Regions from separate parts of the Homo sapiens genome. Here region 2 is linked to region 1. Evidence: chromatin contacts called from ENCODE Hi-C or POLR2A ChIA-PET data. All regions are on one chromosome and are shown on one strand. Each heading gives the region's core, a stretch centred on a gene start or an enhancer-like site at or near the end of the contact. The rest is flanking DNA. Distances are from core to core; before and after follow the strand shown.

Region 1 (2,909 bases), core at 1-2,500:
GCGGGCACAGGACCACCTCCTAGAGCAGCTGCCTAGTAACAGGGCTGGCAGCGGGAACCTTGCCCTCAACAATTTAGGATTGTGCATTTTGCTCAGTTCTGGCAGTAGCCTGGGGAAACAGCACAGATTCTTGCTTTTGTTTCTGTCCCCTTAGGCTGCAACCTTTCTTGTTTTTTTCCCTTTATTGAGGGGGATGGGGATCCAGACATTATACTAAATCTCTATCAAGTCATAGCTGTCCAGAGATAGTAAGACAGAAACTTCAGTGACCACACACAACAAGGAATACAGACTTTGCAAAACTGGTTTAGAAAAGTCATTATACAAATGGATGACTGCAAGCCTCAAAAAAGCAATCACTGAGGAGGTGGAGAATCTGATTTTCAGAGTCACCACATTACAACATTCAAACTGTTCAGTTCTCACACACACACAAAAAAAATCACAAAACATGCCAAAAAAAAAAAAAAAGGAAAATATGGTGTATTTGCAGGAAAAAAGAATTTGACAGAAACCATCCCTGAGGAATTCCAGACACTGGAATGACTAGTCAAAGGTATTATTAAATCAATCGTATCAACGGTATCACACTGGGGTCCCAAAACAAGAGCTGAGCACGCTTACTTCCCCACGACTAACGTGGTTTTTTCAGTGAGTCACTTGTTGAAATCTCAAATTTCCTGGATGAGAACCATTTCTGCAGGGATCAAATGAGGTCAAATCACAAGTCCAAAAAGATTACACAAGTATCACAAGTCCAAAAGATTAGCTAATTCTTGAAGGCAACAACATTTAAATTCCACCACTTTGCTTCAGCAAGCCGTGACGCTTAAAAACAAGGGTGTCAGAAAAATTCTGGATGAAAAGATCAGTTCATGAAAGTAAGGAAGGAATAGTGTTGTGCAGCTATAGAAATAACAAGAGCTGAATGACACTCAAAGTTTATGTGTGGCATTTTCAAAATGCAGTAAAATTCATTTTTTAAAATAAGCACAGATTTACATATGTTAAACACAATTTGAATACAAATTCAGAATGCAGGAAGCAGTCAATATGGGAACTTGAGTGTGGGTACATTACAAAGAAGAAAGGTAAGAACTGGTAAGAGACACTTTAGCCATAGCAGGCCAGAAGGCTGCACAGGTGTGAAACCCTCCTGGTGAGAGGGTGAGCAGTGAGCTCCACCACCACTTCTCAAACCACGTGACTCTGGGTGAGTCACTTTCTCAGTCTTAGTTTCCTCACCATATCATACAGGAAAATACCTACTCTGCCTACCTCGGGGTTACAGAAATCAAATAGTGAATGTGAAAGTGCTGTAAAACGTAAAGCATTATGTAAAGGTATGACTAGAAACATGAGTCATTTGGATTTTTCTAAGTAATCATTTTACCAAAGTGAGCAACGTGATGGAAACTTGCCCCAGTAGAGTGAAGTACCTTGTTCAAGTACACTTGGTTTTGAAAGCCACTATGTAAATGGAAAAGAGACCACTCTTTAACCTATGTAAAAGTCTGAGGTTAGCTTCCTATGGACAGTTAAAATATCAGAACAAGCACCAAATCCCTTTCATATGCTTTGTATAAAACCTTTTATTTTATAAGTACTCTAAGTTCACAATCTAAAAATAATTCAAACTGTAAAGAGGGTGTAAAACTCAAAGTATTATTCACCACTCCCTCTCTTAAGGTTCATTTCCCTGGAGACAATACCCATTAACGGTTTTAGTTCTTAATAATGATTATCATAACTTTAAATAATATATTGCATGCCTCAGTCAACAGCTCTTAATTCTGTGCTTTTGCAAGAAGAGAAATTGACACACACACTACCTCCCAACTCTCCTTCCACAGGCCACCTCCTAATTTTTATTACGTGTCACTGGGTAGAGTATTGTTCTAGTGCTTCTACTGGTTCTACATCTAAATCTTTAGCTAGATTTACCAATTCTCATATAGCACGTAAGAAATCCGGGCTATGAAACAAAAGGAAATAAGCACATTCACCTTTCCTGCTATCCCTCATTTCCTCCACCTCCCAGCCACTTACTCATATATTCAGGGATTATAACATTTACATTAGCTTCTATAATTATATCTTCCATGCTTTATCTTTGGTGTATTCAAAAAGCAATTAACTAGAAAGAGTAGATACTTGAAGGGTAGCTAATGTGTGCAAAGGAGATTGGCTTATGAAGTAGAGAGGGGCCAGTAGAAATGTTAGTAACTTCAAACAAGAAAATTTTAGTTACACATGTTAAAAAATGTATAGGTTACTAGCAAAACATAAAATATCATTCCAATAAAAAGCAGTACAGGAAGGCAAAAAAAAAGAAAAGAAAAAGAAAAAGCAAAGGAACAGAAATATAGCCCTCACTCATTAAATTACTGCCCCTCGAAGGAGACTCTTCCATGTTCCAATCTCTTGGTTGTCCTCAAGTGTCTGGAAATCCCTGGTTGGCTGTACGGCTTTGTGAATGAAAGATGGTTAGTGTAAGTATCTCAAGAGGGTTTCCTCTGCATTTGCGTAGGTCTGGCTGTCCTAAAAGATCGTTGGTTTCAAGTTCTATGTGTGTGAGGAGCTGGTGGGCACGTTAACAAGAAGAGCAGTACTCAGAATAGGAATGTCCTTGTCCTGTGTCTGCTGTAAAAACCAAAGTGCTATGTATGAGCTCTTCTCTGCTCTCTCCACTCTCACGCACTCCTCAGACAAAAGATCACCCACTTTCTGGCAAGACCATGACTCTAGCCTTATCCTAAAGGTGAAAGCCTGGCAAACCAGCCACTCTGAAGGGGACAGAAAGGAGGCTCCATTGAGCCAGCTATTCTGAATGAACTTCTTTAATTACCATGGTGATGGCAACACAGCCATGCTCCTACTATGAACTGTTGATTCCAAACTCAAGCTTC
Region 2 (2,995 bases), core at 337-2,836, 920 kb after region 1:
CCTACTCTTCATCTAGAACAGGGCTAGCCAATGAAACAGAATGTGAGTCACAACTTCAAGCCTTGTACATCATTTACAAATTCTGTTGGCTGTATAAAGTAAAAGGAAGCAGGTGAAATTAAGTTTAATAACATATTTCGCTGAATGCGATATATCCAAAATACTATCATTTTAATATATAATCAATGTAAAAATTGTTTTAATTTTATTATTATTTTTTCTTTTTGAGGCAGGTTCTTGCTCTGCATCCAGGCTGGAGTGCGGTGACGTGATCATGGCTACTGCAGCCTCGACCACCTGGGCTCAATCAATCCTCCAACCTCAGCCTCCCAAGTAGCTGGGACTAAAGGTGTACACCACCACACTCAACTCATTTTTGTATTTTCTGTAGAGATGGGATTTTGCCATGTTATCCAGGCTGGTCTCAAACTCCTAGGATCAAGCGATCCACCCGCCTTGGCTTCATAAAGTGCTGGGATGACAGGTGTGACCCACCGAGCCCGGCCAATATAAAAATTATTAATAATATATTTTACATTCTTTTTTTCATACTAAGTCTTCAAAATCTAGTGTGTATTTTACAATTAGAGTACATCTCAATTTGGACCAGACACACTTCAAGCTCTCAATAGCCACATGTGGCTGGTGGCTACCGTACCGGACAGCACAGATCTAGACCTGTGATAGGAATCACCAAAGGTTCTCATTAAAAAAGCAGAGTCTGAGCGTTTTGCCCCAGTTTTGAGTCAGCATGTCTGGAATGGGAGCCAGGAATCCACATTTTAAACATTTGCTCAGATGATTCTTACACAGTTGTTCAACAGACCACATGCTGAGAAAGGATGATTTATTCTAGTCCATTGACTTGTTTGAAAGATAACATGTGCGTCTCAGTGTCTCATAGCCTAGTCCAAAACCATGTTCCATAGCATTAGTTTAAAGAGACAAGAGATGTCATAACTATAGAAGATATAGGGGAAAGTTGTTTTTTGTTTTCCAAAGAAGGAATGGAGAATTCCTCCCACAAGAGAATCTTTCGGCTGGGTGCAGTGGCTCACGCCTGTAATCCCAGCACTTTGGGAGGCCCAGGTAGGGTGAATCTCCTGAGCTCAAGAGTCCGAGACCAGCCTGCGCAACATGGCAAAACCCTGTCTCTACCAAAAATACAAAAAATTAGTCAGGTGTGGTGGTGTGCACCTGTGGTACCAGCTACTTGGGAGGCTGAGGTGGGAGGATCACTTGAGCCTGGGAGGTGGAGGTTGCAGTGAGCCAATATTGCACCACTGCACTATAGCCTAGGTGACAGAGTGAGACCTCATCTCAAAAAAAAAAAAAAAAAGAAAAAGAAAAAGAAAAGAAAATTTGTTGTTCTTAAAAAAAAGAATCTTGCATAGTTTCTCATACAAATCCCGAGGAAAACAACATTTTCCTTCAGCACTTACTATTGGGCTATTTCTGCATGTATTTTTTGAAAATTTAAATCAATACACCTATGAGTAATGTTTTTCTGTTTTTAAGGAGTTTTACTTCCTCAATCATCTGCAAATGTTTTAGGGGAGACTCAGTGTCCTACACACCGCACTCTCAAACAGGAAGTAAAAACTACCTTGTGACTCAGAAAATGCCAGAGAACCAGACTCAAACTAGACCAGACTAATACGGTTCTTTCTGTTTTCATGCAGCAGGTTATATTATCTAAAGTAATGGTAAGACTGCTACTGTATCCTCACATCTGCTTATTGTTTTCTTATCTCCAATTTCAACTCAATAATAGTTAAACTCATAAGTGAATTTGCTTCCATAAGTATAAAACTGTCCTTCTCAAGGGCGACAAGCAAGGAGAATTATGCTAAAAATGGTATCTTAGAGTCCTTTGTGGTCTCACCTGTATCCGTTATCAAGACCCTTTTGCTCACAAGGAAATGATTTTCGAGAGAAGGTCCACGTACATCTGATTTGTGGGTAGGCTTTAAACCTGACAGAAAAACAAAACTCTTCATATTGGTCAATTTCATAATCTTCACTTGAATTGGTAGCATTTATAAATCCCTTTTCTGTAAGAAAAAATAGGCATTTATGAGTTAGTTAATAATATTCATAGGGAAACGTATTGAGAAGATAAAATAAACTTGTATTCATCAGTTTAACACAGGAAAACTCAAGTGTTGGCATGCTGCAGGTCAGGTTGGATAATCCAAGTGAAAACCCAGGAGTCCTATCCCTAGTTCTAAGCCTGAGCTCATCATCTTTCGAAGTTAAGAAATGTTTAAAAAAAGAAAGAAGGAAAGAAAAAGAATGGGATGTAGATAATTGACTGTCTGGCCCCTGCTCTCAGCCAGCACCACTCTTCCATTGATGAGAGAGAGTAAAATAAACTCAAGGCACAAATAAAAGAGCGATCTGGCTAGCAATATTCACGAGGTTGCCTTATGGAACACTTCCTTATTAATCTGCTAAGAGCATCGCTGTATTTCTCGGCATTTTCATTATGGCTGAACGCTGTGCCCTAATCTGAGATTATTGAACTGTGGTTATTTTCAGATCCTACATACCCCACCAAAATTTCAGTGCATCTAAGGGCTTGTACTGTCTCTCAGTGCTCACTGCCCTAACAGTGCGGTTAGTTGGTTCTTAGAACTAGTATTTATTGTCCATTTTGTGTCAGGCTCTGTGTCAGGTTCTGGAACTACAAGGATAGAATGAGTTGTTCTTGTCCTTAAGAAACTTACAGTCTACTGGAGGATAAAAGTACACAAACAGATGGTCATATTACAATGTGTTATATGCAAAGACAGTGGCATTCAAGCGAGCCTGGTTTAACGGGAAAAGGAAGAGGGTGGGCAGATTATCTTTGCAAAGCTATTCTAACTCAGTTTCTTTCTTAGTGTTTGATAGTAGCATTATATTGAAATCAGAATTTGTACCACATACTTCACATTCCACACTACAGCGACTAAAAATAGGAATAAAGATTGTGTGAGCAGCCTGCATTACC

What was found. A loop is a pair of places that touch in the nucleus more often than their neighbours do. ChIA-PET counts read pairs that join two places held with the same protein, here RNA polymerase II (POLR2A). Pooled maps may share reads with other maps.
Region 2: a pooled map shows a loop between it and region 1 (10-fold over the local background). The contact joins two enhancer-like sites. A Hi-C loop is called at or near these places in 6 of 37 single-sample maps with no recorded cell type and 4 of 50 pooled maps. POLR2A ChIA-PET finds 5 or more read pairs at or near these places in 1 of 52 experiments (OCI-LY7).

Annotation. Positions count from the first base shown.
Region 1 is chr13:27,130,106-27,133,014 of GRCh38, forward strand. All of the region lies in intron 1 of USP12 (ubiquitin specific peptidase 12), which reads right to left. The region is part of intron 1 of USP12-AS1 (USP12 antisense RNA 1); the gene reads left to right. Among named protein-coding and RNA genes, the nearest start is that of USP12-AS1, 6.0 kb to the left of the region's middle. RefSeq lists an enhancer at 966-1,035 and a silencer at 1,066-1,115. Within about 2 kb of position 1,251, at least 12 of the 41 ENCODE cell types and tissues checked have a DNase peak (open chromatin) inside an H3K27ac peak, as active enhancers do.
Region 2 is chr13:28,046,390-28,049,384 of GRCh38, forward strand. FLT3 (fms related receptor tyrosine kinase 3) reads right to left here. Exons shown (of 24, transcript NM_004119.3): 8 at 2,995; 9 at 1,886-2,054. Among named protein-coding and RNA genes, the nearest start is that of FLT3, 53 kb to the right of the region's middle. Within about 2 kb of position 1,587, at least 4 of the 41 ENCODE cell types and tissues checked have a DNase peak (open chromatin) inside an H3K27ac peak, as active enhancers do.